Regions from separate parts of the Homo sapiens genome. Here regions 1 and 2 are each linked to region 3. The links are chromatin loops, found by intact Hi-C in ENCODE. Cell type or tissue: endothelial cell of umbilical vein. All regions are shown on one strand. Region 1 overlaps LOC124901423 (a long non-coding RNA gene). Region 2 has its middle 250 kb from the start of SASH1. Region 3 has its middle 200 kb from the start of SASH1.

Region 1 (8,000 bases), 130 kb before region 3:
GGTTGGCTTCTTCCATTCCTTATTCAACGTCTCAGACTTGCTTCTCAGTTTCTCCTGGGAGCACTTTCTTAACAAATGACTTGAGTTCAGATTCTCAAACTAAGGCACATGCTAATCCCCACTGGGTGCTGAGTCCTATTTAAAGCACGTGGTGTTGGACTAATAAATGTAACTGAGCAACTCAGCAGCCAATCATCATTTCTGAAAACTTTGACTCATGAAGTGTCTCTGTATTAGCCTGTTCTCACGCTGCTAATAAAGACACACCCGAGACTGGCTAATTTATAAAGGAAAGAGGTTTAATTGACTCGCAGTTCCACATGGCTGAGGAGGCCTCACAATCACGGCAGAAGGCAAAGGAAGAGCAAAATCACATCTTACATGGTGACAGGCAGAAAGAGCTTGTGTAAGGGAACTCCCCTTTATAAGACCATCAGTTCTCGTGAGACTTATTCACTATCACGAGAACAGCACGGGAAATACTTGGCCCCATGATTCAATTACCTCCCACCAGGTCCCTCTCATGACACGTGGAAATCACAGGAGCTACAATTCAAGAAGAGATTTGGGTGGGGACAGAGTCAAACCATATCAGTCTCTTATTTTATATTTTCAGTGCAATACCAAAACATAAGACACATGGTCGAATCTAATTTTTTAGAGCTAAGGTCCAGAAAGATCATCTGGCAAACCAGTCATGTTACATGTAAAGAAACGGAAGTCTAGTGAAACTACATAACTTACTCCAATCTCCTTGGCTGCTTAATGGCAAGGCCAGGGTTTGAAATCAGTGCTTTTTTGTGTGCCTTAGGCCACCTACCTAGTGCTGTGCCCAACTGTGGATTCCAAACACCTTAGTCAAATCACACTTTATTTACAGACAAATTATTTGCCTTTGTTGTATACAGAAGCACGTACTAATAGCTGAATTATTAATGCTAAATATTGTCTATATGAATGTAAGAAATGTAAATCAATGTTCTGAAACATATGAACCATGGCATTAGCGAATTTCTGAACCAAAGAGTAGCATAAGACAGGAGAAAATGTGATTCAAGAAGATAAAGGGCATAAACTGTATTCTTAATTTATTCTGGACACATAGCAGGTAGTCACTGAACGTTTGTTGAACGAAGTATAGTGAGTTCCACAAGGGCATATGGAAGGGAGTTTTCTGGTGTCAACAGTGGAGAAGAGGTAGATGCACTTGAATTAAACTGAAACAGAGAAAATGGGCCTGTGTGAAAGAGACGAAAGAGCTGAGCGCTTACCCTGGGGTGGGTGTGTGTGGGTGTGTGTGTGTGTGTGTGTGTGATGTTATAGCCTTATGTTTTTCTATCACTCTAACAAGGCCTCTAACAAGGTCTTATATAAATGTCTGAGCTAGGTCACAAGTTATTAAGGAAGGGACTGCCTAGCTCTTCTGAGTTAGCATTTTGATTATAAAGCCTCACGCCCTGGAAGTCAGCAGAAAGATGTCAAGTGTGATTAAGGAGAGATGGTCATGGCACTGGTGAATTGTGGATATAACAATTGGGACCATGGTCCACACCACGCTTGGTCTTCACTACATGGAGATGATCTCTCCACTGTCCTGTTGGAGGCCTTCAACTGTATTTTGTTAATACAGTTACTGATTTTTCTTACACAATCCAGAAGGATTTTTTATTTAAAATAAATATGAACAATGACTAACAATGACTTAGATACTCCAGGAGTTTAGTATATAAATTTAGAGTGTACTTTACAGTAATCTCAACAACTTTGTCAATCTAGTTAATATCTGCATGGATATGGTTTCTATCCTGTCTCCAGAAAAGATTATCTAAAGCATATCTTTTAATGGAGGATAACCTGGGGGAAATTCTTTTCTAAAAAGAAAGGGAGGAAAAAAATATTTCCACACATCCATGGAGTATTAAAAATTAAACAGATATGAACTGTAAATAAAATTCCAGCAACGTCAATGTTTAAAAACCCTTTTAATCTCTTAAAGCTGGGAGACTAAGAAGATAAAATGCCCAGATGACAGAATTAAATTCTCTTTATAGGCCAGCCCCCATATGAAAAGAAAAAAAAATGTCAAGAGGAATCAGGGGAGTTTGCCATTAAATTAAGCTTTGTTAAATCACTTATTATGTTCCAGGTACCCTTTTACCTGCTTTCAACCTTATCTCATTTAATCTTCAAAACTGCCTCTTAAACAGTATCTGATATGTGAAGAAAACAGTTACCCAGTAAGGTAAAATAACTTCCATAAGGGAGCAACAATGGGTTTAAACCCACGTTAGTCAAGTCCAAAGGAACAAGAAAAATGAATGAAGTAAGCTAATGAATTAATAATGAAAGATTTTTTAAACCTTTTTATAAAGTTTATCAATATTTGGAAAAAAAATAAATCTAACATTTGGATTTTGTTTTATCCTTAGAAGTGAAGGTGGTACCTTGAAAACTAAGTGATACATGATCATTCAAGCTGAAAGTGTCGATGGTTTGCTGTAGGATTAAACATCACGTGGTGTTAGGTGTTCCTAGGCCGATGGATACACCCAAGGATGAAAGATGGTTAGGAGCCTGGACCAAGTCCTATTATTCATGGAATTTGTTCTGCAAATTAAAAAAAATGACCCCTTGAAAGTTGACTAAAGTGAAATTCTATGTTTGAACTCTGCTTTTCCATTGACTCTCATGTGAAAGCAAATTATATATTCAGTTAATCCATAAATATTTGTTAACTTGTTTATTCAAGGTACAATTTCCATCAGGTTTTCCAAAAACAAAGACTAAGGAAAAACAATGATGAAACCAGTAACCTGAAGAAATGATCTGTCCTAATTTAATGACAGAAATCGTTTTAGCTTCATTTCCAACTCTCTCGTTCTTCTTTCTAATACTGCACACACTCAAACCTGAAAGCACCATATCCACTCCCACTCTCCACCTCAAACAACTTATATTTATCTAAGCAGGGCCTGTTGACCACTAGAGGAAAGTATGAGAAATTCAAGATGCTAAGATTACTTGTTAACATTTAGTACTTAACCTGTGCCAGGAAACGACCTGAAGTTTTAAGATGTATCTACTCATTACATTCTAATGAACAACCCTGGAAGTGGGTAGTTCCATTACCTGTAATCTGTCTATGAAGAAACTAAGCCACTATGGTGTTCAAGTCACACTCTCAGGAGAACGGGGATATTCTTTATGAGACAAGAGGCAATGAAGATAGGTGGAGTAAATGTAGATACAGATGAATTTTTAGATGAAATGGAGAACAATTGAAAGAAATTGTCTTTATCCTTTCTGCAAAATAGGAGGTAATATAAGGAAAACTAAGACTAACGTTACTATCCTTAGGCACTCTGATGTCAAACATTTTGCATATAACTTTTACCTACTCCTTACTACAGCCCTTCCAGAAAGATATTCAGTTGCTTAGTAAAAGTCTGCAAATTCAACATTGTTTTCCACCAAATCTTGGTTCTTACCCCTCTGATATCTTACTATTCAATTCTCTAGTTGGTAGGAATGATCTTGGGAAATTATGAAGACCAGGGAAGGTTTGGAACAGTCACTGTAGGGAATGAAACTCACAGCCAGTGAGAAGTGAGCGAAGAATTGCCCCCAAAAGGTCTATGCATCAGATCTTAGGATTTGAGGTCACAAAGTGTGATATTAACATGGAACCTCTCTGGATGATTGAAGGATTCCCCATAGAAGGCAGTGCTCAAAGGATGAAGTTGAAACTGGGAGATAAACAGAATGTTTCAAATCACGCTTTTGACGTTGATGTACGCAAATACCTAGAGTAGGAGGCAAAAATCATATATGATACCTGCCATGAGAGAGGAACGGAGAGGGCCATACTTCCTTCACTCTAATTCTAAAGTCTCGTATTTTAATGCCTCACATTTGGGATGTGTCTTTAAATGGGTGGCATCTTTTTCCACTGATGGCGAGGTAGTCTTCAAAATGTAGTTGTGATTGCATATTCTAGAAATTGGCCTTGACCCGATCGTCCTCTCTGCATGACTTATGCTCACTGTGGATATCGTGAGTTATAGTGCCATTTAAAATATCTTCTAAGAAAAGTACTGTATGGTTTCTCATTGAAAAAAGTTATTACATACATAAAGGAATGGAAATAGTGCTGCAAGGCATGTATGATATGTTAATAGAGGAAATATTTGTATCAATGAAGTAAATGTGATCACAAGTCCATATGTTTTTGTGAAGCAGCAACCCAAGTGTTTTGCATAACCTGTGCCAACAAATAGATGCAGCCAGTTATGTCTGTTCCTGAGACAACTGGAAAGGATTGCCTAGCACAGATCAAACAGTGCACCTAAAGGGAGGAGAAATTGCCAAATTCCTGGAAATAGGTGTATTCCAGTTACCTCTTGCTACACAACAAATTACTCCAAAACAATCCTAATAATTTTATCATCTCTCACATTCTCCATGGGTCAGGCTAAGAAAGGGCTTGCCTGCAAAGTTCCAGCTTAATGTCTGTCATCCAGTTGCAGTTTGACGTGTCTGGAGATGGGACAGTGGGGGGGCTGAAGCAGCTGGAAGCAGGTCAGGCATCTTTCTGTCTTTCTGTAGCCACCAAGCCTCTTCCTGTGATCTCTCTGCATGGACTACTTTGGGCTTTGATATAACTTGGCAGACCCAGATTAGCTGAACTGTTTACATGGAAGCCAAAAGCTTCAAGAGCTAGAGCTGGTGACCCATGAGCAAGGTCGAAGCCAAATCTTTTATGACCCAGCTTCCAGTGTCACATAGAGTCACTTCTGCTGCATTCCGTTGGTTTCCAAGAGATTCAGAAGCCATCCAGATTCTGGAGGAGGGGAATTAACTTCACCTCTTGATTGGAAAGTAGCAAGTTTCTAGAACATATGGTCTAGGAGATGTTGTTGCAGCTGTATTTGGAAAATACAATCTGCCACTAGATGAAGGAAATGTCAAAGTGCCAGGAAGCTGGTGTTACCAGTTCATTCATTGTGCAGGACTTAACATTAAAGCACTGAAATTCCACTGAACTTCCTGCTGACTGAACAAAGCCATCTAACTTCCAGCCACGTGTGATTCAGTCAGGGAAAAAAAAATGAAATTACAAGGTTATGTTAATTAAACCTTGGTGCTCTTGAAGTATGTTGTCAATGCTAAAGGTATTAAAGAAGTCAAATTCATAATCACCAGTTGCACATCTTCCATGTCTAAATAATCCTAGAGCAGCTCATTCAGTAAGTTAGAATAGGAATTTCAAGTCATTAAAAAACAAAAATACCGTCATAGTTTAACTGGCAACATTTTCTCTTAATGGTGTGTGAAATAATGGTGTGTCTTACAATTTATGGCATTTCTAGCTTTGATGAAGTGCAGTAAGTGCCATGAAGGTGCAATGTCAGGAGAAATTTCCTTTTCCTGGCATGGTCAGGAAAGGACCCAGAGGAGAAATGGTTCTGGGAAGCTCTAGGCTTTGGAAGGTAGAAAACAGACTGCAGAGAGAAACAGGAAGTCAAGGAGCATGTTTGAAAAGCACTTTAAACGAAGCCCCGCCCCTTCCGCCCAGGCTTTGCCTGGCATCCTGTATGTGTATTTCCCACTCCAATCAGTCTTTCCCTTTTCCCTTGTGAAATTCCTGTCAGTCCTTCGTGACTCCTTGCAGGTCCTGCCCACTGCATATTGAGAAGATTTTTCGTGACTGCCACTGGAAGATAGGTGGAGTGGAGGTGGGAGGCAGTGTTAACTCTCAATCCAGACCCCTAGAGAGTGTTCTTGGATCTCACGCAGGAGGGCATTCAAGGTGAGTCACAAAGGGCAGTGAAAGAGGCAAGTTTATTAAAAACTGCTCTATGGAGTAGAATGCCCTCAGAAAGGAAGAAGAGGAATGCCTGGTAGTGGGAAGAGATAGTTTATTGAAAGTTACCGATTACAGAGTAGGGCATCCTGAGAAAACAAGCAGAGGAATGCACCATCTTTAAGTTTTTCTTATATAGGGGTCTTCTCTATGTAAAGACTAAACTAAGCTGTGACTATGTAAGAGTGAGAAGATGACATGACAAAATATATTATTCTACTGATTTAAAGAAAACTACCCTTGACATTTTATTTATTTATTTATTTATTTACTTATTTATTTATTTATTTGAGACGGTGTCTAGCCCTGTTACCCAGGCTGGAGTGCAGTGCTGCGATCTGGGCTCACTGCAACCTCTGCCTCCTGGGTTCAAGTAATTCTCATGCCTCAGCCTCCCGAGTAGCTGGGACTACAGAGGCACGCCACCACGCCCGGCTGATTTTTTTGTATTTTTAGTAGAGACGGGGTTTCACCATGTTGGCCAGGCTGGTCCTGAACTCCTGACCTCAGGTGATCCACCCGCCTCGGCCTCCCAAAGTGCGGGTATTACAGGCGCCAGCCACCGTGCCTGGCGCCAGTCTATCCTTGACATTTTAGTATGTGAGTATATCAAAACATAACTTGTTATCTTGAAAGCTTATTATCGTTATGGGTATTGGGACATCTGGATTCTCCATTATTGTGAGAGCATGTCCTTGTAGGTATCTTTAGGCTGCTTCCTCAACTATAAGCATCTTAGGACCATGGGTCGTGACTGGCAAGAAATGTACCTTGCTAGTTTGAAAATGAAGTTGATTTTAAAATGGCAGCAGTCTGGTTCCCCTAGGCTCCTGCTTTCCCTAACAGCGGCATGCAGCACAGAGCTCGGTTTGCCTGTTTTACCTATCAGAATTTTTGGTAAGGTTTCTAGTGATGAATGGGGTTCACAGCTTAGAAATGAAAATAAAAATGTAAATCATTGCAATATACCACACACTTCCGTGCTCAGTCATACAGCAGCCCATGAATTAGCCATCCCCCATCCATTTAATTAGTGCCTATTTACTAAGCATCTTCTAGGTGCCCCATTAATTAGCCAACCTCCGTTCATCTGATTAATGCCTATTTACTGAGCATCTTCTAGGTGTCTGGTACTGTGTGAGCCAATGGCTACTTCTGGTATATTTTGTTTCATGAAACTTCTGAGTTGGAGAGAAAGAAATTAAGTAAGTTTTGCAATGACCAAATTAGAAATTGATGAAAGAGTAAGGATGTTATAAGAACGACAGGGATGAAATGATTTTTACAGGGGCATTTTAACCACTTTAAATCTAAATCAATTATGTTTGATTATGCCATATTTTCTTAACCTCTATAAGCTGAATTTTATTCGATATCTTTATAACTAAGTTTTCCTCAGCATTAAATATGTGTTTTGATTCCCTCAGCAGTTACTGAAGAGAATGGTACTTAATTACTGAGAAATACTTCACATGCATTTTCTCATTAATTCTCACAACTTTATGAAGTAAGTACTGTTAGCATACTCCTTTTTAATAGATACCAACTGAGATACAGAGAAAATGAGAACATTGCTCAACCAAAGTTATACTGTAGGCAGCCGAACTTGAGCACATTTGCTTTACCATATGAGCTATTTTATGACCATTATAAAGGCCGTAGGATTCACTCATACTTCGTAGTTAAAGCTTATGTATGTTTTTTAAAGTTTTGTTGTTTCCTCTTTTATGTTTTTAGTCACCCTTCTTGAGCTACAATTTAACACCATCCATTGTATCCCTTTAGAGTGTACAGTTTGATCATTTTGACAGTTGTATACATTCATGATATCACCATGCAGACAAGATATCAAACTTCCCAGCATCTCCAGAAGTTTCTTCATGTGCCTTCTCAGTTCGTTCCTCATCTCTCTAAGATTTTAGCGACCACTGAGAGAGAGAAAGAGACACACAGAGAGAGAAACAGAGACAGAGACAGAGGGGGACAAAGACAGAGACAGGCAGGAACAGAAAGAATGAATCCCTTTTGTGCTTTTTGTACCTGGCTTCTTTCTCTCACATCATGCTTTTGAGATTCACCCTGCTGTGGCATGTGTCAGTAATATCAATGTAATGTTTTGTTGCTGAATAGAATTGTA
Region 2 (8,000 bases), 55 kb before region 3:
GGAAAAAAAATATTTTAGATTGATTCTGATTTTGGTAACTTTCTTATTACCTATCAGTTTAAAAACATTAAAAGATAGTAGCAGATTTCATTTTCTCTCATCCTGCAGGTTTTTAAAGTTGGAATTTTACCCATTCTATTTGGGTCCTAGGAATAGTGATATAACTGACAGACAGCTGACTAATAAATGAACTGGAGAACAACTATTCTATTTGTCTTTACATAAATTCTTTAAAAAATGATAGAATTGGTTTATTCATTCACTAAACAGACATGAACCAAGCGCATAACAGAACACTGGAAAGTTAAATTCCTATGAGGGAGATGTCATTCTGGGCTGAACAAGGCTGTGCAAGAAGAAAAGGGACCAAGAATCTGACTAAGAATGAAGATGATGATGGGCACCCTTTGTGGATGCAAAGATCAGTAGAATAGGTGTCTTGCACCAGATAGATTCAAGTGGAAAGAGTGATGGGTGATTCAGGAAAATCCTCAAGGGCCAGGAGACTAATTAAGGTCAAGTCCTGTGGAGAGCAAAATCCAGGAGATGTATCATCATTTGCCATATGAGGAAGTGGGGATTTGCTACCTCAGATCCCAAAAAAAGAAACTCTTTGCTTTCCATCTCACTTTGTTTTGTCTATTGTGTTAGGATGATCCTTATACATGAAAAAGCTCAAAAACTGACTCAAGATTCCAGGTTTTGGAAGAGAGCCATTCATGCAATGCCAAAGTACACATCAAAATGTGCAACAGAGAGTGTGGAGTGACACCATCAACTAAAGAACTAGTCAAAGTTCCTACGAGCATGGCGCCATACAGCCAATCTTCCTTCTTGGTTCTCAGTGTCTTCGAGGGTAGCTCAAAGGGTCACTGTCACAGTGACCATGAATTGTACAGGAATCCTGTAGACAGTGAGAAGATCAAGCCTTAAGAAACACCACATTTATCTATTTGGAGGTAGAGTACTGTTTGTTTTGGTTTGATTTGGTTTTTATTTGATTTGGAGGTTTTGGCTATAAAAGAGTGTCATTTTGTGATTCAGAAATACTCACTCTTTAAAATGTTAGTTTCATTTTTAGCGTCCTCACATTCTTTTGGTTCCTTTTATTGGAATCCCATCTTATAACCTAATCCTATTAATATTTATAGGGTCCACATGAATATGAAATTAACTAGTAGGTTCCATTTATGAAAAGGGATCAACTATTAAGTCCTATATTTTGTTCTTTAACTTTGGAATTTGATTCATGATATCTTGTAAAGCTTTGAAGTCAACTGACAGTATGACAGATTTACAAACATCTGTTTGAATTTGGAGGCCTTTCCATCTCTTCTGATTGAAAGTAATTATACTCCTCTTCTGCACCTGTTGCATTGTTTTATGTTGTCATATACTCGTTGAGTGCATGTACACGTATCTGTCACGTCACTTAGATTGAAAGCTTCTTCCAGCCAGAAATTTGTGTCATTTGTCTTTGGATCCTCAGTGGTAATCAGAGTCTGGCATATAGTTTATGTTCAGTGTATTTCTAAGGAGGGTAGATTTAAGGAGGGTAGAGATGACATCATCATAGTAATAAATAAGAGTAACTTTTCTTAAAGACTGGATTTCTATACTTGGGAAATGGATATTACTTTGAAGGGGAGAAGAGAGTGAGAGCAAGAGTGAGAAAAGAAGAAAATGAATGGAGTTCATGAGTACCTAGGAGTTGTTTGGCTAGAATAAAACAAGTGTTTCATTACAGGAAATGAAGATAATATAAAGAGCAGCTTAAACTTTTTTTTAGTGGACTAAGTTGAGAATCCTGTGGAGTGTAGAGTTTTCATGTCTGGGTAGTCATGCCTTTCTTATAGTTATGGAGGGTTAGGTATGAACGGGGAACATTTAACCATCTGAATTGACCATATTAACCGAAAATGGCAGTAAAGTAACCATAAATGCCAGGGAAGTAACCATGCCTACCTAGGACACATCAGTGATAAGAAAATGCTTCTTTCAACTTTTTAACAGATTTATTGAACTGTAATCTACATACCATAAAGTTCACCTTTTTAAAGTGTACAATTCAAAGGTTTTTAGAATATTCGCAAAGTTGCATACCTGTCACTGTAACCTAATTTTAGAACAATTTCATCATCCTCTCCCCAAAATAATCACTGCCCATTCTCCCCTCACTTAGTCCCAAATCCTAGGTAATGACTAACCTACTTTTCTCTGTACATTTGCCTATTCCAGACATGTCATATAAATGGGGTCATATAATATGTGATATTTTGTGACTGGCTTCTTTCTCTTTGCATAATGTCTTTGAGTTTCATCTGTGTCATAGCATGTATCAGTACTGCATTTCTTTTTGTTGTCAAAAAATTCCATTGTGTGGATATGTCACATTTTGTTTAATAAGTTGATGAACATTTGGATTTTTTCAATTTTTGGCTATTATAACCACTTTGTTGAAATCAATAAACCACAAATGTATGGGCTTATTTCTGGACTCTTAATTGTATTCTATTGATTTATATGCCTATCCTTATGTCAGTATCACAGAGTCTTAATTACTGTAGTTTTATAATAAGTTTTAAAGTTTGGAAGTGTGAGTGCTTCATCTTTGTTCTTTTTCAAGATTATTTTGGCTATTTGGGTTCCTTGCATTTCTATACAAATCTTAGGATCAGGTTATTATTTTATGCAAAAAAAGGCAGTCAGTATTTTTATAAGGATTGCATTGAATCTGTAGAGGAATTTAGAGCATATTGCCATCTTTGTAATGTCAAGTGTTCCAGAGGAGTAATGTCAGCAAAATGGAGGAATATAGGAGCTTTCTACCCTCATCTCCCTACAGTGCACCAATTTAGACAGCCACCCATGAAAAAGATTAACTTTGTGGGAGTCTGAGAGTCCAGAGAAGCTTCAGCATGTTCTTGGACCAAAAATCTAAGAAGTGATGCACTGAAGAAGGTAAGAAGAACAGTTTCATTTTACCCACATTACTCCTCCCCCAATTTGGCATAGGTCAGTGACAAGAGAGACCCACGTGGTCCACAAGTTTCTCCCATGAAGGGAAGTAAAAAGCATAGTGAATGAGCTCCCGGCCTTCCCAGCTGTGCAGGATGCACTCAAGAGGCCTATCTCTTTCTTGCCCCACCCAGAATACTGAAAAAAAATCAGCATAACTGAGTAGCTGGGGGAGCCTGGGAGCAGGGAAGAGAGGAAGGGATTCACAGCAACTAACCAGGAAACTCAACAAAGGGCCATGTAACCTACTAACCGTCTTCTCAGATTCCATCAGGTAGTCCACTTAAAAGCCATTTGGGATGCCTCAACAGCACACCCACTCCAAATGTCCCCATGAGGACTTCCAATGTTTGTCATGGCTCACCTTCACACACACTCTGTGACTGGATCCCTGTGCATTTCCCTCTCATCCCCTCCAGTCTTCCTCCCAATGCACAGTGAGTGTGAGCCTTTGCAGATGGCTTGGGAGCCTGCACAATCAGCCAGCTTGCCTCTGCAAGACTGGGAGAAGGCACATAAACTTGAGCATTTTTTTCCCTAGGGCATCACCCTGAGGAAAAAAGCAGAGGCACTGAGCATCCACTGTGACTCAGTGAGACTGTGAGAAGGCATACAATCTTAAGATACGAAAGAGAAGATGAGAGTGGGTTGGATGCATCCATAGCAAAGGTCTGAGACTATGTACAGTGGTTCATGCCTGTAATCTCGGTATTTTGGAAAGCCAAGGCAGGAGGATCACTTGAGCCCAAGAGTTTGAGACCAGCCTGAGCAACCTACTGAGACCCTGTATCTACAAAAAAATGTTTTTTTTAATTAACTGGGTGTGGTGGTGTGTGTCTATAGTTCCAGCTACTCCAGAGGCTGAGGCATGAGGATTGCTTGAGCCCAGGAGGTCAAGGCTGCAGTGAGCCATGATTACACCACTGCACTCCAGCCTGGGCAACAGTGCAAGGCCTTTTCACAAGAAAGAGAGAGACAGAGAGAGGAAGAAAGAGAGAGAAACGAAGAAAGAGAGAGACACAGAAAGGAAGGAAGAAAGCGAAAAGGAAGGAAGGGAGGGAGGGATCCAGAGAATACCTAGCTGGGCTGACTGGCCAAGTTATTTCTCTCCCTAAGCCAGTCAGTAAGAATTAGAGGAAGTGACTGCTTATTTAAATGCAAAGACAGCAGTACAAAACTTCAAGGAACATGAAAAACTAAGGAAACATGATATCATCAATGGAACACAATAAATTTCCCATAACTAACCCCAAAGAAAGGAAGATTTATGAATTGCTTGACAGTAGTATTCAAAAATCATTGTTTAAAGAAGGCTCAGTGAGCTATAAGAGAAGCACAGACAACTAAAAAAAAAAATCAGAAAAAGTACATAAGCAAAATGAGAAGCTTTGTTTTGTTTTGTTTTTTCGGAGATAGAGTCTCACTCTGTAACCCAGGCTGGAATGCAGTAGCATGATCTCAGCTCACTGCAACCTCCTCCTCCCAGGTTCAAGCGATTCTCCTGCCTCAGCCTCCCAAGTAGCTGGGATTACAGGTGCCCACCACCACGCTTGGCTAATTTTTGTATTTTTAGTAGAGACAGGGTTTCACCATGTTGGTCAGACTGGTCGCAAACTCCTGACCTCAAGTGATCCACCCGCCTTGGCCTCCCAAAGTGCTGGGATTACAGGCATGAGCCACCACACCCAGCCAAGAAGTTTAACAAAGAAACAGAAATAATTAACTAAACAAACTCTTGGACACAATGAATGAAATAAAAAATGCAATAGAGAGGCAACAACAGACTTGATCAAACAAAAGACAGAATTTGTGGACTCAAAGACAGGTCACTTGAAATTATGCAGTCAAAGGAGAAAAGAAGAAAAAAGAATTGAACAAAGAAAGCTTATGGGATTTACAAGTCACCACCAAACAAAAGAATATATGCATTATAGGAGTCTCCAAATGAGAATAAAGAGAGGAAGGAAAATAAGTTTATTTAAAGAAATCATAGCTAAAATTTTTCCAAGTGCAGTGAAATATGGACATCCAGATACATGAGGCCCAAAGGTTCCCAAACAGGTTCAAGCCAAAAAAAACTTCACCAAGACATATTATAATCAAATGTCAAAAAGCAAAGATGATGGATTTTGAAAGTAGTATGAAAAGAGACCTATCACATGCAAGGAGACCTTCATTAGACTGTCAGAAGATTTCTTAGCAGAAACCCCAGCAGACCAGGAAAGAGTGGGATGATATAGTCAAAGTGCTAAAAGAAAAAAAAATGCCAACCAGAAATACTTTATCTAGCAAAGCTGTCCTTCAGAAATGAAGGAAAAATAAACATTTTTCCAGACAAACAAAAGCTGAAGGAGTTCATCACCACTAGACTTGACTTACAAAAAATGATAAAGGGAGTTCTTCAAGCTGAAATGAGAAGACACTAATTAATAACATCATTGGTCAAGGTAAGTAAGAGTAAGTAAGTACAGTCAAATTCAGAATACTCTAATACTGTAATGATGATGTATAAATCACTTTTAGCTCTAGTATAACAGTTAAAATACAAAAGTATTAAAAATAACTATAGCTACAATAATTTGTTAATGGATACACAATATAAAAAGAAGTAAAGTCTGACATTAAAAACATAAAATGAGAAAGTAAAAGTGGAGAGTTGTTGTATGCAATTGAAGTTAAGTTGTTATAAGCTTAAAATACACTTTATAACTATAATATGTTATATGCAAGCCCCATGGTAACCACGAAACAAAAACCTATAGTAGACCACAAAATATAAAGATAATCAAAACATACAGTATTTTTTTAAAAAATCATCAAATCACAAAGGAAAATAGCAAGAGAAGAAGAAAGGAATATAAGTAAGAACTACAAAACAGTCAGAAAAGGATTACTAAAATGTCAGTAGTAAGTCTTTTCATATCAATAATTACTTTAAGTGTAAATGAGCTAAATTCTCCATTTGAAAGACAAAGAATGGCTAAATGGATTTTTTTTTTTAATCTGCTACCTAGAAGAGACTCACTCTAACTTCAAGTTACACCTAGGTTTATGTGAAGGAATAGGAAAAGATACTCCATGCAAATGGAAACCAAAAGAGAACAGGGTAACTATACTAATATCAGACAAAAAAGAGCTTAAGTCAAAAATTGAAACAAGAAACCAAGAAGGTCGATATATAATAATAAAGGGATAATTTCATCAAGAGGATATAATAAGTTTATATACATCTAACATCAGAGCATCTAAATATAAAAGCAGTTTTAATGTATCTGAAGGGAGAAATAGAAAGCAATACAATAATAGTAGAGGACTTCAATACCCCACTTTCAACAATGGGAAGATCATGCAGTCAAAAAAATTAATAAGGAAACATTGGACTTCAACTATACTTTAGACCAAATGGACTGAACATACATATACAGAACATTTCATCTAACAGCATCAGAGTACACATGCATGTCAAGCACACATAGAACATTCTCCAGGATCCTTATATGTGTCTTAGCCCTTTTGGGCTGCTATAACAAAATGCCATAAACTAAATGGCTTTTAAACAACAGAAATGTATTTCTCACAGTTCTGGAGGCTGGGAAGTTCAAGATAAAGGTGGCAGAAGATTTACTGTCTAGTGAGGGTCCGCTTATTGGCTCATGGACAGCTGTCCTCACTAATGGAAGGGGCAAGAGCTTCTTATATAAGGACACTAATCCCATTCATGAGGGCTCCACCTCATGACCTAGTCACCTCCAAAAGGCCCTGGCTCCTAATTATCATATCATATCATAAAATGTATTGATTATTACATTTTAACATGTGAAATGTAGGGAGGCATAAACTTTCAGTTTATAGCAATATATTAGTCTACAAAAGAAGCCTTAACAAACTCAAAAATATTGAAATCATAACAATTATCTCTTCCAACCACAAAAGTAAGAAACTAGAAATCAATAACAGGAGGAAAACTGGAAAATTCACAAATATAAGGAAAGTAAACAACATATTTCTGAACAACCAATGAGTAAAAGAAGAAATTGAAAGAAAATTTTTTAAAAATTGAACCAAATGAAAATAGAAACTTAACATACCAAAACTTATGAGATGAGGCAAAAGCAGTTCTAAAAGGGAAGATTATTGTAATAAACACCTACATTAAGCAAAAAGAAAGATCTCAAATAACAACCTAACTTTAAGAAACCAGAGAAAGAAGAACAAACTAAGCCCAAAGTTAGCAGAAAGAAGAAAATAACAAAGATTGGAGCAGAAATAAATAAAGACTAGAAAAACAATAGAAAAGGTCAAGAAAACTAACAATTGGTGTTTTGAAAAACAGAATTGACATGTTTTGAAAAACAGAATTGACAAGCCGTTAGCTAGACTAAGAAAAAAATAAGAAAAGTCTCAAATACATAAAGTAAGAAAAGAGGAGAGATTACAACTGATATCACAGAAATACAAAGGATAAGAGACTACTATGAACAACTATATATAAGCAAATTGGATAACCTAGAAGAAATGAATGAATTCCTAGATACATACATCCTATCGAGAATGAATCATGAAGAAATAGAAAATCTGAAGGTACCACTAATAAGGAGGTTAAATCACCAATCAAAAATCTCTCAAAAAAGAAAAAGTGAGGACCAGGTGGCTTCACTACTGAATTCTTTCAAACATTTAAAGAATAAGTAATAGCAAGTCTTCTCAAACTCTTCAAAAAAATTGAGGAGAATGGGAACACTTCCAAACGCATTTTACAAGGTCAGCATTACCAAAGACAGACAAGAACACTACAAAAAAAGAAAACTGCAGGCCAATATCCCTGATGAACATGGATGCAAAAATCCTTAACAAAATAATAGCAAGCCAAATTCAACAGTATATGAAAGAATCATACACCATAATCAATTGAGGTTTGTCCCTGGGATGCAAGCATGATTCAACATAGACATGTCAATAAATGTGATACACAACATAAGCAG
Region 3 (8,000 bases):
TATGAATTTTTCTTATTTATTGTGCTACTCTTGTGTGGGCTCATTCAATCTATAAATTCCTGTTCCTCGTAAGTTTCTTCTCTCTTCTTTATCTGGCTTTTTGAAACTCCTGTTAGTTAGATATATGATCATATCTCATCTATGGTATTCTAGTTTTCTCATCTCTTCTCTTCTCCCCTATTTTTCATCTTTTCGGCTTTTTTTTTTTTTTTTTTTTTTTTGGAGTCTTGCTCTGTCACCCAGGCTGGAGTGCAGTGCAATGGTGCAATCTTGGTTCACTGCAACCTCCACCTCCCAGGTTCAAGCTATTCCCCTGCCTCAGCCTCCTGAGTAGCTAGGATTACAAGCACCTGCCACCATGCCTGGCTAATTTTTGTATTTTTAGTAGAGACGGGGTTTCACCATGTTGGCCAGGCTGGTCTTGAACTCCTGACCTCAGGTGATCCACCCACCTCGGCCTCCCTAAGTGCTGGGATTACAGGCATGAGCCAAAGCGCCCAGCGTGACTTTTTTGTTTTACTTTCTAGAACATATACTAAACTTTGTCATCCAGCTTTTCTATTAAAGTTTTAAATTTTTTTATTATTATTAGTGTTTTCATTTCTTTTTAAAAAACTTAATTGATATGTTACAATTGTACATATTTTGTGGGTGTCTGATATTTTGATACTTGGGTACAATGTATAATGATCAAATCAGGATAACCAGTTTATCCATTACCTTAAACGTTTGTCTTTTTGTGTGTATTGGAATCATTACAATTCTTCTAGTTTCTTCTCTTCTTTTGAAATTTCTAAGAGCTCTTTCTTATTGTTGTGTGCTTTTTGTTTCTTTCTCCTTTTTGTTAATGAATGCTTTCCTCTTATAACTTCGTAAGGACACTAACGATAATCCTTTAGGAAATTTTTTTCTGCTCTCTGAATTAATCTGTTTCCTCTGAGTTCCATCTAATGTTTTGGAGTTTTCTCACAAGTCCCATGACCTTAATAGCCCATTTGTGTCTAAGAGAGAAGTGTTAAAATTCTGATCAGATGCTCTTTGTGCACAAATGAACTTCATGTCTTACCAGTGGACCTAGACATTGCTTTGGAAGACCCCAAGTATTAATCCCCCCCATCCCCTTGCTGATCCATTGCCCCTGAGTAAAACACTCTAACCTCCCCTGAATAGAGGTTATCAACTCAGATTAGTAGTTGTCAGACAATGTTCTGAGATGCAAATGGGGCACAGAGGTGGGAAGGACATACCTTCTCCCAACTCCTGTGTTTGCATGACCTGTCTCCTTCCCATTTCCACAGCCTCTGTGATTCCTCCTCTCCAGCAAGTAAACCTGCTTCCCCTGGGAGCTGAAGGGACTGGCTGGGGAAGGAGGATGGAGGGTTCAACTGCACCAATTCAGCGAGTTCCATTTCAACTCCGGGCACCTGTGGCTTCCAATTCCTAGGACATGCTGGAGTTCTTTGGTGCAAAACACATAATTTCTTGTTGACACTCCACTACCAGCCTTGAGTTTTGGGTTTCTTCTCTCTGCTCTGTCTGTTACTCCCTGCGTTCAGCTGTCCATGTTTCAGAATTTAATCACCTTGTCTGCTCTCTCATTCTCTCTTATCCCTTGTGTACTTCCATTATTTTTGTTATCTTTATTACCTTTTTAGAGAAATTTGGACAGAAGCAAAGATAAGCACAGGGGTTAACCTAGCATGGCTTAATTAAAAGTTTCTCCCTCTCTTGGATTTATACTACTTATTTTCCACACTCAAATATCCTTGAGTTTTCTTTCATGTCACAGTTATGTTCTGAGTGATGTAAGATATTCCATGGGAAAAGGGGGGTTCTATGGTCAAGGAACAGGGTACACTATTCCCTCACCTCTTGCTTCTAGTTTCCTTTGTGACATCTGAAATATTATGTTCTTTATTCCGATTTAATTTTTGGTTGTTGATTATGTATCCCCAGCTATCATGTAAGCCCCCTGAAGTTACAACACAATGCTTGCTTGTGTTTTCTATTATGCTTGCAGACCACCCTTTAGATAGATATCTGTCACTCCTGCTTAGAATGTGAGCCCGTTGGACAGGGACAGTTCCTTATCCATCTCTATCCTCTGTATCCCCAGCACCTGTCAGAGTAGCTGTAATATCACAGGGATCACTGAGTGTGCTGATAAGTGAGTGGGTGCGTGCTTTCTCCTACATTTCATAATCCCTTTCTCACTGTGTGTCTGGGGAGAGTCCCTGAAAGCACAGTAGATGCCGTGGCATCTTTCAGCTGAAGGATTTACGTGCTCCTAAATGCGAAATCATCTAATACTGAGCGTTCTTCCCATACAGTAGGACAGAGGCCGGGTAGTGATTTGGGGAAATGGTATGAATTCTGCCTTTTTCTCCTCACCCATGCACATGCCAGCCCTTAAAGAGTATCTGCGTGGTCACTCCAGCCAGACCCCCTGCAGCCCCCCAGTCAGAAGCCAGATGGTCTTTCTACTTCTCTGAAAGAGAGGAGTGTTTCTGGTAGTCCTAAGGTAAACCTCAGAATTCATTTTCCTGGACAAATAATTTTATAAATGGTTGGCCAACTTTAGTAGAAATGGTACTGTTAGTAAAATATTTCCAATTCAATCTGGGTTAAATTGATTTTAGGGGTTACCCTTGGAAACGAATTATCATATTTTAAATTTTTTTCTGTGGGAAAATGTATTTTGAGTTCCAAATGACTAAGTTATATATACACTTTAGGAACACTGCTCACTCGTATGTTAGGGACTGATTATATTGTATTTGTAGTCCATCTGGGGCTATGAGAACAAAAAGAAAATCAAATCATCAACTGGATAATATCACCACTGAGAGCAACAAATCTAAAGTAACAAAATAGTCCATAATATGGAATATCACATCAGAATAAAAATGAATGTATTTTACACAGTTTGTGATATTTGTGGGCTGGCTTGGTGTCTGCAAGAAAGAATGTCTCATAAAATTGTACTGAGTGGGTCTAATGTGAGATTATGTTTGATTCTGTGCTAGGGCCTGAGATAGTATAACTTAGTTATGAGTCCAGAAAAAAGTGATGATGGGCACTTTGCCATTTACCACCTATATAGAGGCCTGAATCATTACACAGTGTATTTTTTAAAATCTTTTGAAGCCTTGTGAATGGACTAAAATTGACTTGGTGGTGGAAGATGGAGCTCAGAGGTTAGGGTCCTCTCTCAATTTTGTTTTGTTGCTTTTTTATTTTGATCACATTAATATGGTCATATTAATAGTCAACTCAATGTTTCAAAGCAAAATGGAGATGGAATTCTGGACATTCGGAGTTCTGGTGGAACAAACACTTCACACCAGGGGGCGCAATGGAGCCACGGCCTTTTATACACACAAGCACATTGATGATGTCTAAGAGCAGCGACTGGGAGGAATAGAAGAAAAGGAAAAACGAAATAGGAGAGTGTTTCATAAGAATAAAGTCTACAGAGAGACTAATTTCTCCTAAAATTAAAATCATGCTACCACAGGCTTTATGTCCAATTATATGTCATTTGAGTGGCCTGAATACTTTTTACTTCATGATTTATAGATCCAAAAATAGGTACAGAATGAACGTATGTTTATTTTGCTAAAGACTTTAAGAATTCCGTTACCGTTATTGTAAAATAATTCAAAATCATGAAACAGATTCATTATAACACCAGCTCATTTAGTTATTATTTAGAGACTATATATGTATAATACTTTAAAAGGTATAGTTGACATAAAAATTCGATGTATTTATTAGGTACAACATGATTTTTCAATGTAAGTAAACTTTGTGAAGCAGTTGAAGCAAGCTAATCAGGGAACATATATTAACTCAATACTTTATTTGGGCCAGACACTGTGCTAGCTGCAACCTTTAAATTAATTATTGGGGCTACAGTGCTTAATAAAACCAGTTCATAATCTGTTGCTGCTGGAGTACAAAAAGTTGAATGACCTTACAAATTCAGTATTTCTATATTTGTCACTATTTTTTTTATTGCATATGTTGTTTCCTGGGTAGTCCTAATATGTTATATGAGTTATTTTATGCTTATATTGTGACTGCATTTTTAATTGAAGAAACATTTGCCATCTTTCACTTTTTAAACTAAAGCCAAAATACAGGTATGCTTAGCAGTTTATTGTTTTCAAATTTTCAAATCAGGTAAATTTGATTAATTTCATTTAATAAATGAAAAAGAGATTGGGTACGGTGGTTCACACCTGTAATCCCAACACTTTGGTAGGCTGAGGCAGGAGGATTGCTTGAGGCCAGGAGTTCGAGACCAGCCTGGGCAACATAGAGAGATGCTGTATCTCCAAAAAATAAAACAATTAGCCTGGTGGCGCACTACTGTAGTCCCCGCCACTCAGGAGGCTGAAGTAGGAGGAATTGCTTGAGCCCAGGAGTTCGAGGCTGCAGTGAGCTATGATAGTGCCACTGAACTCCCATCAGAGTGAGAGAGCAAGACTGTCTCTTAAAAAAAAAAAATGAAGAGAGTAAAACATTATGCCAAGTTACTAACCAGATACTTGCTAAAAGGTAAATGATAGATTTAAAAATATAAAAAGTCTTTGACTCTTAGTATCCCATGGAAGCACAAAAATTCACAGTGGTTTGTAGATGGTGATAATAATTTTTTTTTCTTGGCATCTCTAAGAATATATTACCTACCATAAAGATTGTATACTGTCAGGAAATAAAACATTTTAAAATAATATTCAAAAAAACCTAGTCTCATGAGAGGCAAAAGTTTTCAAGTATTAACTACAAAAAGTTCAGTTGGAAATTTCCCCGTCTTCCGAGAGGTGTCATGAGCTGAGTCAGCTCCTAGCTGTGACCTTCATGTGACCTCATACATCACCTTCACCTCTCTCAGAAAATCTATGTCTTCATTCTTAAAGATAAGGACAATAACCTGCTTTGCATTGAGGAAGAAGTCAATTAAAAGATGAGATTACCTGTGTGTAAGCATTTTGTACAGAGGAAGCACTTTTTTTCTTCCTCTCATTATCATCATTGCCTTGACTCATTTCCTGTTGTGCCCGGAAGGCGGGGGCACCTGTGAAATTAGAATGCAGCAGGGCAGGGGGTTTTCATTGGCTCAGTTCCCGCTGGTGCTGCTAGGTAACTTTGCTCATATCCTGTCTGGAAGGACAGACAAGGGTCAGACTGGATGCAGGCTGGGACACCATCAGCTTCTCACAGTTGCTTTTTCTCTCCCCATCATGGGTCTGGCCTGCTCTTAGAACTGAGTCATCGCTGATTATTCTCCCAAACACAGGAAAATCCAGGATACCCTAGCGTACCCACTTTTAGGTGCTGACACATTGCAAGCCTCACACTTCATCCATGGTTTTAAGGATCACCTTGAACCATGGAAACGTGAGGGAAGCGAGAGGAAAGAGGCGGTGGGCGGCTCTGGCAGCAGGTGTTTTCATCAGGGGAGACCAGTTCTTCTGGGCCGCATCCCCATCACCCTTCAGACTGATGAGCTCTAAAGAAGGGATTTGCTCTACAGTGTGTCAGTTAAATGTAGTAATCATTTTTCTTCGAAGGAAAAAGAGGCAGGAAGAAGCACGTGCTCACTCACCAGCATTACAGCTTTTGCTCCCTGATCACAACAATAGATTTGGGCTGATTTCCTATTTTCAGGCAATCAGTGATGGGAGGAGAGGGAGCCATTAGCAGGTGCCCTAGTTGACCTTCAGCTAAATTATCGTCCCTTTCCCCTCCTGCCTTTCTTTCAATACAAGGAGAAGGGGAAGGGGGGGAGAGTAGCTCTCCATTTAAAAAAAAAAAAGGAAAAGGAAAGGAAACAGGTGCGTGGTCAGAGCTATCTAGCAAAGGGATTTAATTGATGGTGACAACAGCATTCTTAATCTGACAGCTGTTTTGGTTGTTTCATCCCTTTGTGTCATCGAATAGGAAAATAACTTATTAGAGCTATTCATGTCAGAGATAGTCAATAAATATCAGTTGGACTGTAAGTATATGGGATATTGCTTGAAAAAAATGAGGGTTTTTTGTTTTTTTAACTTTTTTTAAAATCTGTAATGTTAAAGGCAAAGGTGCAGTCTAGTCAGCTTTGGCATCCCAACACAGTTCCTGGAAGTAGTTTTTCCAAATAAAGCACTGCAACCAAATGACAATCAGCAGATTTCAAATACATATTTTTTGACTCTTGCTCTGTCAGAGATGGCCTATCCAAAGAGAAGATGGAGATCAGAAATATTGAAAGCTCAGTTCAATGTCATCCCAAATAAATATCTCTCAGGCTGTGCAAATTAGTTACCAGTAAGTACAGTTTGAAACGTGGATAGAAGTACATTACTTTCCAACAATTGGTATTGAAAATAAAGCTACTGACAAATAGAGCCATTTATGGAGATTGGATGTTCTCTTGTTATAACTTTTGGTGCATTTTATATCACTTGGGGAAGACTTAGAAGTGTTTTTCAGTCGTGCTGTGTAAGACGAATTCTTCCTAATAGCCTACCTCATTGTTATTACACGTGAGTTCAGCATGAGTAGTCAAGGAGGTAATATCACTGCTAATGGCACTCAGTGCTAATGGGTATTGGGGTAGCTTAGGTTAACATAAAAAGCAGTTAGGTAAAGTGTGGGGCAGGCCACAATTAATCTCAAGTAGAACCCAAATAAAGACGAAGACCATAAACATCAATAATTCTCTAGTAGTTCAAAGGAAGAAAAGTTGAGAATTCTTTTTTTGTTAAATAGTTTTAACTGCAATATGGAAAATCCCCATATCATTAAGTTCTTGATGTCAATTGACCTATAATAAGTCCTGATGCTCATTACACATAATGATCATCTCTGTGAACTTTCTAAATTTACTGCTAAAAGTTGAAATCAAGCTATAGATTAAAAGACGATCAATATTCTATAGGTTTTCATTAATGCATTTTATAAAGACAACATCTTTTGTTTTCATAAAATGTTCGATACATATACATTTTATATATAGTATATATAAATTTATATATGCTCAAATTACAAAGCAGAATTATAAAAAAAAAATGAACCCATTACTCCACTTAAGAAGCAGAACATTACCCACACTGTTGCGATTTTCTGAGAGTTCCCTCTCCATTCTTATCCCTCTGCCCCAGCTAATTGCTATATCCTGTTGTTGTTGGTTTGTATGTTTTTAAAAAAATTTCCATCCACTTTGTCATTCATTTTTTCATTACCTTTATGGTTTCCCATGCACCTATGTATGTGTCGCTAAACAATATACTGTTTGGCTTTATACTTTATAAAATATGTAATACTGTGTATATTCTTTTGTTACTTATTTTTTAACTTAGTTGTTATTTTATCCAAGTTTCACAAACACATAAAGTAGCTAATAGCATCCCGTCTTGACATAAAAAACATCAGTTTCTACCCAACACTCACCACAATTTTCTGCTCCCTGGAGGCAATTGCATTCAACTTTCTCAACGGATTTTTTAAAATGCTTACCTAAATATCTTTACATTGTATGCCTATTTTGTTACTAATTGGTTTTTTTCAGATTTAGAAAATACCTATTTTCTTCTGTCTTTGGAATATGAGAATTTCACTCTTCATACATTTCCCACCTTCCCCCTCCTCTCAGCAGGGTTAGATCATATTTTGGGTAGATCATTAGCTGGAGTTTACATAATTATGACCATATGAACACTATTCACAGCCTAGCCATGTGGTACAACATGATACTACAATTACTTTTTTTTCTGTGCAATGTTGGGCTTTCCCTAAAATTAACAATTAACTTTTGTTTGATTCATTTATTTTTCTATATGACCATCATGAATTTAATTCCCAAATGTCCCCCAATTGTGTAAATCTCCTTTCACAATGTTCAAGCCTATTAAGTAGTCTATTATCTTTACCATGTTGAAGAAATCTTCTGACCTGTTCCAATCGGGATGGCTGTATTAGTCTGTTTTCTTGCTGCTAATAAAGACACA

Evidence for each region. Hi-C counts contacts between places; a loop is a spot of excess contacts. Peaks named below come from ENCODE experiments on the same cell type or tissue, not always from the same donor. Only the 100,000 strongest peaks of a DNase experiment are listed, where the experiment ranks them.
Region 1: a loop joins it to region 3, with 9 times the contacts of the local background. A loop is called at or near these places in 2 of 110 quality-filtered maps.
Region 2: it touches region 3 in a loop (3-fold over the local background); 2 of 110 quality-filtered maps call a loop at or near these places.

The regions. Positions count from the first base shown.
Region 1 is chr6:148,016,349-148,024,348 of GRCh38, forward strand. LOC124901423 (a long non-coding RNA gene) reads left to right here. Exons shown (of 2, transcript XR_007059804.1): 2 at 2,430-8,000. Among named protein-coding and RNA genes, the nearest start is that of SASH1, 320 kb to the right of the region's middle. In endothelial cell of umbilical vein, no CTCF peak of the experiment used is centred here; DNase peaks (open chromatin) are centred at 4,963 and 5,583; H3K4me3 peaks cover 261 bases; H3K27ac peaks cover 1,748 bases.
Region 2 is chr6:148,086,296-148,094,295 of GRCh38, forward strand. No RefSeq gene overlaps it. Among named protein-coding and RNA genes, the nearest start is that of SASH1, 250 kb to the right of the region's middle. In endothelial cell of umbilical vein, no CTCF peak of the experiment used is centred here; a DNase peak (open chromatin) is centred at 4,256; H3K27ac peaks cover 996 bases.
Region 3 is chr6:148,141,763-148,149,762 of GRCh38, forward strand. No RefSeq gene overlaps it. Among named protein-coding and RNA genes, the nearest start is that of SASH1, 200 kb to the right of the region's middle. RefSeq lists an enhancer at 4,669-5,868. In endothelial cell of umbilical vein, a CTCF peak has its summit at 3,357 (motif pointing right); DNase peaks (open chromatin) are centred at 3,379 and 5,139; H3K27ac peaks cover 3,132 bases.